Regions from separate parts of the Homo sapiens genome. Here region 2 is linked to region 1. The links are chromatin loops, found by intact Hi-C in ENCODE. Cell type or tissue: PC-9. All regions are shown on one strand. Links, peaks and the distances in the headings refer to the core of each region. The heading gives the core; the rest is flanking DNA.

The links. A loop is a pair of places that touch in the nucleus more often than their neighbours do. Peaks named below come from ENCODE experiments on the same cell type or tissue, not always from the same donor. Only the 100,000 strongest peaks of a DNase experiment are listed, where the experiment ranks them.
Region 2: a loop joins it to region 1, with 4 times the contacts of the local background. A loop is called at or near these places in 2 of 110 quality-filtered maps.

What each region holds. Positions count from the first base shown.
Region 1 is chr4:144,354,157-144,359,547 of GRCh38, reverse strand. The region is part of intron 2 of LOC105377462 (a long non-coding RNA gene); the gene reads left to right. Among named protein-coding and RNA genes, the nearest start is that of GYPA, 220 kb to the right of the region's middle. RefSeq lists a silencer at 3,035-3,104 and an enhancer at 1,981-3,887. In PC-9, for the core only: no CTCF peak of the experiment used is centred there; a DNase peak (open chromatin) is centred at 3,017.
Region 2 is chr4:144,292,152-144,297,542 of GRCh38, reverse strand. All of the region lies in intron 2 of LOC105377462 (a long non-coding RNA gene), which reads left to right. Among named protein-coding and RNA genes, the nearest start is that of GYPA, 150 kb to the right of the region's middle. In PC-9, for the core only: no CTCF peak of the experiment used is centred there; no DNase peak of the experiment used is centred there.

The DNA.
Region 1 (5,391 bases), core at 116-5,115:
AAATTATGTGTGGACCAAAAACAGTTACCTGATAAATGCTTTGGGGAGTGATGGGATGAGGGATAGTAATTCAAGTTAAGAAAGTATGGCTGGCAAGGCGCGGTGGCTCACACATGTAATCCCAGCACTTTGGGAGGCCAAGAGGGGTGGATCACTTGAGGTCAGGAGTTCTAGACCACCCTAGACAATGTGGCGAAACCCCGTCTCTACTAAAAATACAAAAATTAGCCAGGCGTGGTGGTCTGTGCCTGTAATCCCAGCTACTCCAGAGGCTGAGGCAGGAGAATCACTTGAACCCTGAACCTGGGAGGCAGAGGTCGCAATGAGTCAAGATCGCGCCACTGAACTCCAGCCTGGGCAACAGAGTGAGACTCCATCTCAAAAAAAAGAATGTATAATGCTCATTAATTTTAGGCTTTAGTCTAGGAAAGAATGATTTTATGGTGAACCTAGAGTCTTCATGTCGTCTATAACTAATATTAGAGTAGCTGCTTATCTCAAGACAGAGTTCAACCCTGCTGAGAGAGGACAGATAAACTTCAGCGAGATGGCAAAGGAAAAATGGAAGGAGACACCTGGGCAGAGAGCACTGAAGAGAATGGAATCTAATTGGAGAACAGAGAGAGAGTAATGCTCCCCTCATCCTATCTTGGGAAATGTAGTCAGGTTGAGCTGGAGTAAGTTGTTTTTAAAACAGTATTGTTTACAAAGTAAAGTAATCCCTTTCAATCCTACTATCTTAATCTTCGTAACTCAAAGTTCCAACATCTGACTTCTTTTTTTTTACCTTATTTCCTATAAGAGTAAAAATTCCCAATCTGTGTGCATCCAAATGGTATAGTTTATACTCATGTCCCTTAGTATGTGCACACACACTTTCAACAACACTAAAGAAAATCAATTCTGGCAGAGGCTGACCAAAGGAAAGTTGCAAATCACACAGCCTAAGAGCTAACCTCACAAGCTACTGATGCTTATTCATAAAGAAAGGCATTTATTTCTTAAATCTCATCTGTTTTTAGTAGCATTTCTATTTCTTCTGGACTATTTTCTTTGGAATTGTTTACTTTCTTCTGCAACACAGACCCCATAAATGCAGGCACAGGCCATTTTATCTATGTTGTGTCCATAGGGGACATGTCCCTATTTCCAGAAGTGGGGTGGATCACAGATAAGCAGCTAGACACGATGCAGCAGTTGGTCTAATTCTTCCAAGCACTCTGACTCAGGAAGGATGGTTCAAAGCATCTACTTAAGAATGCTTTATGCTCTCAATGATGTGGAAAATATATTCATGAATAAAACAGAAATGAAAGTCATCACAAGGATGAGTGAAACCTCGTGGTTGAGGGGTTTTGTTTACAATGCTTTTGGTTTACCTTGGAAGCAGCTTTTTATTACACAGTTAAAGTTGTGTAATCTAGCAAATGGAAATTTTAATTAGCAAATTCATAATGGGCTGTAGGTTATCAACAGGTGGATTCACTTGTCTTCTCGTGAGATTTTTAAGACATAGGCTGTTGACAGTTAAAATTGCTTCAATACAAGATGGCTTTGATTGAGGGTGACCTTACAACTCACCATATTAAGTCACAAATGTAACTGATATAAGTGAACCGGCCCTCCTCCCTGGTGGGCAAGAGTCTCAAAATCACCATGTAATATGCCCCAGTGTAGACCGAGGGGCTGTCCTTTCTTGAGCAGCAAGGGGGTCACTGCAGATGAGGGCTTTAAAGATTTTAGGCAGAGCTTTGTGTGGACACTGGTAAAGAAATTGCCTACATTGTTCTGAAGTTAAACAAAGGGTAAATATAGTGTGTTAATTTGAGTGCTTCCTAAATAACCAGTTTACAAGATCACATACTGAAGTTTATCAAATACACACTAGGGAGACTGTTCATGGACACAAAAGGGATCACCACTCAGCTTCAAATTCCTTCAAGATCCTAACAGCTACCTGTCCCAGAGTCCTGAGGAAATCACTGGAACCCACCTCAAATATACTTTCTTTCTGGCTAGACTTTACTTGGAGGTAGGGTAATAGTTATGGGGTTGTGAGGGGGTGTCACAATTTTAGTTGCCTGTTAGACTTCTACAGTTATTTAAAATTACAGCACATCTACAGACTTATCTAAAATAAAGCACAGTTTTTAAAAATGCATGTAAAAAAAAATTCTTCTTTCTCACCACTCTGCCCCCTTCTGCTCCTCTCCCCCGCACTACACTCCCCGAAGAGACTATTTAACATAATGAGCTGCAGTGTGTGGATGTGATAGCAGTTGCCTGCTAATAGTTATGTTTAAAATTCCTATTTCTTATCTTATTTACTGATTGATGGGAACTTGTGACTTGCAGATCTTCCTCCAGGACCCCATCCCTTTCCTGGGCGGAGTGAATCATTTGACACAGGGAACATTAGACAACACGTTTGCTTCCTCGTTAAATCCCGTTTGGCTACGTAAGCTAGCCGGATGCAGGGCCCCCCAGTTGCATCTGCATTGTGTCTTATCGGAACCACCTGAAGAGCCTGGCCACACAGGGTGGCCTTCCTTAATTTAAAATCCACAGAGAAGATTTTTTTTTTCTTTTTTTGGTCAGCAAACTCCAGCATATGACAAAAGGCATGCATGTGACTTTATTTTTTCAATGGCTACTTTTCTTCTTAAATCAGGCTCCCTGATTTTAACTAAAAAATAAATAAGTAAACAAGAAAACACTGGGTTACTCTCAAAGAGATCACATTTTTAAAAACTCAAATGATTTCCTACAGGCAGTCTGTTTTGCAGTGTATTTTTTTTTCTTGTTTTTCTTTTTCTGCTTTTTTCCCCCTGTAGATTCTGAAAAGAAATAACCGGCTGTAGGCATCGCCTGTGGCTTGCTGGTCGCACTCCTTGGGTGGTCTGAGCCGACTTTATGATTTATTCAGCTAATGGGAAGGGAGCATGACCCCCAGTGGCCACAGAAAGAGAGCTGCATGTGGGTTTAATGCTTTCACCACAAAAATGTCTGCTATGACTAAGCTCTGCGGCTGAAGTCACTGTCTGAATGGTGCTAAAAAGGAACTTAGGCTTAAGTGTGCACTATTTACTATAGATCGGCTCTTGGGATTAGGCCAAGGGGTTCGTACTCAGTTTCAAAGAATAGCATGGAAGCTGCTAGGAAAATTAGAGCTGTGCAATTTATTTTTACCAGTCTCCCTGGTGAGTTACTCAGTGAAGGATTTACCTCATATGCTTTTTTTCTCCCCTGTTACTAAAGAGTCATTTAAAACGTGTCAGTTTGTGCATTTTACAGAGTTTTATTGTGAAGGTATCCCTATTTTTTTGTTTATCACAGCCATGAATCACTGTTATTGTACTTTAATGTTAATTTGAAACTATAAAAGAATGCCTAATGTTGAAAGAAAGAAAAAGCAAGAGAGAGGGAAAGGGAATGAGAGGGGCTGTGGAGTAATGTTCCTTCACCACACACTGCCCTGTGAGAGAGGCCTCTTTGATCCAGGGAGTAGTCCCCCTCCCTGGCAGCATCGTTACTGGTACAGAGGAATGAACACATTTTGCTTCATGTTGATTCTTTTACCGTGAGGGAAAGGGATGGATGGAGTGGGGAGGAGGGAGACAAGGAGACCTGTTTGTAATTTTGACTAAGATGGATGATTTTTACAGTCAGTGTAATACCTGCTGTTGAAGTTCCAGCATGTTTGCTTCTGGTGGACTTTACAAATGTCCAGAATTAAGAAGTGAATCCCTTTGATGTCTGTAGCTCAGGTTCCTGGGTCTAGAATGCTGCCAGCCTTTTCAGAATATGCCTCCATAGTATAAAGTCACTGGCTTGAAAACATTGCACCTATGAAAGCCCAGCATTCCTTTGGTGCTTGATGTTTGCAGCTTAAACTAATTGCAACTTAGAGTTTAGCTCAGCAGTAGCCAGAGTTCATTGCTAGAGTAATATAGAATGCTTCCCCATTCCCCCAGATGTACTAAGGGACTTTATTTTCGGTTATTGCTCCAAACTTTTCCTTGTAAAAACATTGTTCTTATATCCTGACAAATAAATGCCATTTCTTATAATAAGGGTTAACCACTGAGAGAGACTTCAGGGCTGAGCTGGATTCCCCCATTCCCCTTGTAAGTCTTAGTCTTAGTTTTATTATAGGTAAGTCAGGGCTTTGTGATCCTAAACAATCATTCAGCAGGGCAGGGCTTCATTTTCCCCATCTGTGAAATGGAAATAGCAATCCAGGGCTGCATCAGACTAAATGGCTGTTGAGCCGTTAGAGATTTACAAGGTTATCTTCTAAAGAGAGTACTTGATCTTTTATTTTCTCAGGGCTAAAAAGATAGGGAGGGTCAGAAAAACCATGTTCCTAAGTCATGCTGTTCTCCCTGCAGGTAGATTGAAAATTAAAAAATAAAAGAAAATTTTCCCATTGTTTCCCACTTTACCTTCTTTCCTATCTCCTTTCTAGCATTTTACAGATTCGAAGGTGAGAACTTCTTTTCAAAAATGGTGATATCATATCAATAGGACATCGAGAGTAGAGAAATAGCTCAATTAACACCAAGCAAAACCTAAATTCCATGTGACCTCCTGGATTAGATCTTAGGATGGAAAGAGGACATTAGTGGAAAAACTACTGAAATTTTAATACAGTGTGTCATTTAGTTAATAGTATTGTATCAATGTTAATTTCTTAGTTTAGATCAATGTACCGTGGTTATATATGATGTTAATATTAGGAGAAGCAGAGTGAAAGGCCTACAGGAACTCTCTGTACTATCTAGCAACACTCCTATGAGCCTAATATTATCTCAAAATTAAAAGGATAAAAAAAAAACCCTAACAGACAATTGTTGTCCAAAAATCGATCTATTTGAGATCCTGATGAATAACTTCTGTCTCTTCCCCACACCCAGATACTTCCATACTCCAGTCCATTTTCCAAAGCTGTATAGAAAGTTCATTTGGGTAATACCCACAGCTTAAACGGCTATGAAAGCATCCAACTCTGAATATCTTATTCTCCCAGACCAGCTGCTTGTTGCCTGCACCATGATAGACACTGTACTGAGCAATTTAGACTCAATATGTTCTCTGTGGAAATTGCCCTATATGAGAGAAAAATAAATAATGCTATAGATAAAAGCAGGAGAATAAAAACGGCAATGATATTAAATGTTACATTGTTTTTGCAATACACGATGCAGGTATTTTTTACTGCATTCATCAGTGAGTTCTGGTGAGGCCATTTTGCCAGGTGCCATACCTCCAGGACTTAACACAAAACCAGGCATGTTAGTATTTAATAAATATTTTTGGAATGAATGACACTCAGCACACATTTCACATGAGCAGTTCACAGCTGTAACATAAAAGACACACATTTTCTGA
Region 2 (5,391 bases), core at 143-5,142, 62 kb after region 1:
TAATATATCTGATAAGGATCTACTAATGGTACCCAGAACATATAAAGAACCCTTACAACCCAATTTTTAGAAATGGGCAGAGGATTTAAATAGATATTTTTCCAAAAAAATGTAAAAATGGCCAATAAGCACATGATACAATGCTCAACATCATTAGATGTAAGAGAAATGCAAATCAAATCCACAATAATATACTATATATCTACTAATTATAATTTAAAAATAGGACAATACCAAGTGTTGATGAGGATGTAGGGAAACTGGAATGCTTGTACACTGATGGTAAGAATATAAAGTGAGTCTGGGTGCAGTGACTCACTCTTGTAATTCCAGCACCTTGGGAGGGAGAGGCAACAGGATTGCTTGAGATCAGCAGTTCAAGACTAGCCTGGAAAACATAGCAAGACACTGACTCTACAAAAATTTTTTAAAAAAATTACCGGGGCACAGTGGCACAACCCTGTAGTCCCAGCTACTGGGGAGGCTAGATCAGGAGGATCTCTTAAGCCCAGGAGTCTAGGTTGTAGTGAGGAACAATCCCGCCACTGCATTCCAGCCTGAATGACACAATAATACCCTATATCTTAGAAAAAAATGTAAAATGACACAACCACTTTGGAAAATAACTTGGTAGTTCCTGAAAGGTTAAACATAGAGTTACCATAAGACTTAGCAATTCTACTTCTAAGTATATGCACAAGAGAATTGAAAATATATATTCACACAAAAACTTACACATGAATATTTATTGCTGCATTACTCATAATAGCCAAAAAGCAGAAATAGCTCAAATGCCCTTCAACTGATGAATGATTAAACAAAACATGGTATAGCCATACAATGGAATATTATTCAACCATAAAAAGGAATTAAGTACTGATACGTGCTATGAAGTGGGTGAGCCTTGAAAACATTATGCTACATGAACGAAGACAGATAAAAAGACCATATGTTGTATTATTGTATTATTGCCCTTAAATGAAATACCTAGAATAGGCAAATCCACCTAAGAAAGTAAATTAGTGTTTGCCTGAGACTTGTGTGGGAACAGTGATTAGCTGACAATGAGTACAGAGGATCATATTAGGGTGATGAAAGTGTCCTAAAACTGGATATTGTTGTGGTTTTACAACTTGATAAATTTATTAAAAATCACTGAAGTGAATATTTAAAATGGGTAAATTATATGATATGAACATGATACGCCAGTACAATTATAGAGAAACAAAATGAGAACCAACTCTGAGGGAATGCATGAATGAGAGATGCCAGCAGACCCTGGAGTACCCGGAGTATCCCTCAAAAATGATGTGTGCATCTAGGTCAATAGCTAATCCTTCCTGGCCCAGGAAGCAGGAAGAGGCTAAAGGACGGGACCTCATTAGATCTGGAAAGGAGTAAGTTAGAATGTGTTTAAGTTCTGCACGTATAGAATTTTGCTTGTATCTCCAAAAATCTCCCAAATAATAGCTAATATTAAAATGCATTTATTAAATTATTTATGTGGATTATTTTATGCAATCCTTTACTAAAACACTATGAAGTAGACATTCTTTCTATCATTTCCATTTTTCAGAAGAGGAAACTGAAGAAAGAGATGTTGAATACTCTATCAAAAACCATGCAACTAGCAAGTAGCTTATCTGAGAATCAAATACAAGGCAATTTGATTCCAGAGCCACTCAACCTTTTTGAGATATGACACAGATGCATAGTTGTTCAGTAAATCATGCTTTGCGCCTTATTAGGCAAAATACCTGGTCCATGGCTCAAACAAGTTTAACATGATGGGTTCATCAAGAATGCCCTTGGTGAGATCTCATTTCAGAGGAATTGGATAGTTCTCTAAATCATTTTTTAAAAGATAACAATAAAAATGACTTTTTAAAAATTAATTGTTACGTACAATGAAACCATGAGTTTAGCAGAAAGCAAGTTAGGCTGGAAAAGACAAGGTAGAATCTATTACATTAAGTGAATGGCAACTTCCGGCCTGCCTGCAGTGGCCACAGTGACCTCCTGTGCCTCTGTCTCAATGTTGGTATTTCAGTTTACTGTGATTCATATCCTAAAATTCTGTTTGTAGGAGAACTGTTTCAAGATTAGAATACGTACACACTTTTTCATAGAAATAGTATAATACATGCGAACACACAGATACACATCACACTATACAGATCCACAAGAAATGTGGATATTTTTAGAGACAGAGTCTCGCTCTGTCACCCAGGCTGGAGTGCAGCAGAGCGATCTCGGCTCACTGCAACCCCCACCTCCCGGGTGCAAGCAATTCTCCTGCCTCAGTCTCCCGAGTAGCTGGGACTACATGCGCATGCTGCCACGCCCGGCTAATTTCTTCTTTATTTTAGCAGAGATGGGGTTTCACTGTGTTGCCCAGGCTGGTCTTGAACTCCTGAGCTCAGGCAATCCACCCACCTCAGCCTCCAAAGTATTAGGATTACATGTAGAAGCCACCGTGCCTGGCTAGAAATGTATTTTTACAGGCTTTTTTTTTTTAGAAAACACTATTATAATCATTAATGGAAATAATAGGCTTTAAGGTAGACTGTTAACCTTAAGTGGTAACTTAGTAGCCCTGTAACCATGGGCAATTTACCTAACTTCTCTGAGAGTTCCTTATCAAAAAAATAATAATAATAAATAAATAAATAAATAAAAATAAAATAGGAAATTACCTGCATCACAGGGTTACTGAGGATAAAGTGTACTTTATTTAATCACTCACCATTTCCAAAAAGACATATATGATGGGTAAAGTACATATAGCACTTAGCCCAGTGGCTACAACAGATCATGAATCTAGAATAAATGCAAGTTTTCTTTCTTTTTCAAACAATCTCATATAATAGAGGATTAGACTTGAAGTCAAAGGACTGGAGTTTAAATTCCAACTCTATAATCATGGAAAAGCCACCTTTCCTGTCTAAATCTGTTTCTTCAGAAGCAAACATAAAACCTCTCTGTAGAAATTTATCTTAGACTTCAATTATCTTTGGATTTTTTAATACAGTGTGCAACACTCAATAAAAAGGCATATGTTCTACAGATACATACTGAAATATTTACAGGAGGTAAAGAAGTGGGTGGAGGTATAACTGAAACAAGTTTGGTCATGACTTGGTAGTTGTTGAAGCTGGGTCACAGGTACACAGATATTTTTAATATTAGTAGATCTATTTTTGTTTATGTTTGACATTTTTCATAATGAAAAGTTTTTCAAATAACCAAGCATTTTCAACCCAAAGCTTTCTTTTTCCTAATGTAAACAAGCATACCACGGACACTATGGTTAGAAGACCAGGCATGACTGTGTGTTTTCCAGATGGAATTAACACATAATAATTCTATTCAGGAGGTTAAACTATCAAAAGCTAAAACTCTCTTACATCTAATGTACAGTTTCTCCTCATTCTGTTTCAGATTCATGCTTTCCATTCTGACCTGATCACAATCTCTCTATTTCAATTTGTGTGTTTCAGACTGAATCCTCTGGCCTCATGGTATCCATATATCTGTGTCTAGGTTCTAAGCAGTACCACCTTATCTAAGCTCAGACTGTTCCTATGTTCCTTACTCCACTCCATGATGACCCTCACAATACAGGCCAATTAACAGGACTGTAACCCACAGTGGCTTCCAAATGACAAAGGTAGGCCAGAGGCCTGACTGGTGACACAGAAGATCCATGCCTCCTGTCCATGTCCCTACACTAAACCACAGGCCACTGGACTCTATAAAGAGATACCAGAGAAGGGAGAAAAGCCACTTAGCCTCTTTGAACCTGTTCATTCATTTGTAAGATGGAAATAATTCACTTTTCTAATGTAACAGAGTTTGTGAGCAGCATAGAAGATAACAAATGTGACAACTTTTGAACGCTATAAAGCACTGTAACAAACAGGTCATCATTATTAATGTGTAACACATTTCGCGAATCGAATCTGATCTTGCTCCAGACTTCTACTACACACAGATTTCCTTTTCAAGCTAAGTTTAAATCTGGCATCATCATTACTGAACATCAATTTTACAAAATCAGACCTGTCTAAAAACATTGCCATCATAATTCAAAACTTTGGAAAACTAAATAATGTACAGCATTGGAAAAATTAAACATTAAATCTTCCATCAAAGTTTTATTATTCACCCACCAACATGAAAAAATTTCCTATAAATAACTACCTTTTAACCAGGCATTAGTTTTTCTTTAAAATAAGTTTAAATAAATTAATATTCTACTATCAAAGGGAAAGCTGAATATCCTTAACATCTCAGTTAAGCTTTTGTTGGTTTTCTTTATCTTCTGGGATTCATACCTGTATTTAGTGGTAAGACAAAGACAACATTTATTTGGCTTTTGTTCCTTGGGGGGATACGGAGGCGAGGGATGAAGTTCATTTGCTGGTATCTGGAGAATTTTAAACCTCATTCTTTTATTTTTTTTTATTTTCCCCCAAAGATTAGTCTATCCCCTTGTGCCTTCTTAACCCCCTTTCCGTGGAATCCCTGTGTGTTCACACAAGTGTTAGAACTTGTGTGGCTGCCCCTGCTTCAGATTATTTAGTGCACATTACAGAACCAACGTGTGTATTTTTCTTATCCATGGGTCATTTCATTGCCACATACCTAAACAGCTAGAAAGAACTGACACTCAGTGTTGGTTATTCACTCTACGTGATGTTTGCATTTATGTCTTTTTTAGTAATTTAAAGGCTAGTTTGGGGGTGAATGTCAATTTTATAAACTTCTTTTCAGCCAAATTTAATTTGATTTATTTGCTTCTTGGTATACTTAGCTTATTTTTAACGTTCATTTATTCATTACAAAGAAATATTCTCATTAAAAGTATAGATTATTGTGCATTTTTAGCTGAAAAATTCCAAGAAATTAGCAGCACTGTGATAGATCGGAGGACAAAGATGCATATAAGAAAAATAGGCCAATATTAGATCAATACAATTCATTCTATTGTATACTGTGCATTGATCTATATTGACAGTTACAGGTAGAGCATTACATCTCTTTAACAAGTTTAGAAGCAAAGAGAAAAGTACACAGAACTCAATTTTGAGCAAGATTTTACGAGGCAAGTTTTTATATAAAAAGCAAAATAAAGCAGAAAAATAATTTTAAAAGTTTATAAAGTTTTCCACTGAATGAGTTCATTCTTAACATATAATCACCATCAATATTTTATTTTCTGTATGTGTGTATATGTATAATCTAATTTGGCTAATATAGCCCTATTATTAGTTAAGGCAAGCATGCTTTTACTTGTGTATATATCTAGCTCTCCAACTTTATTCTCATTTAGAATATATTTACATATAGAATATATAGTCAATATATATACACACACATACATGTATA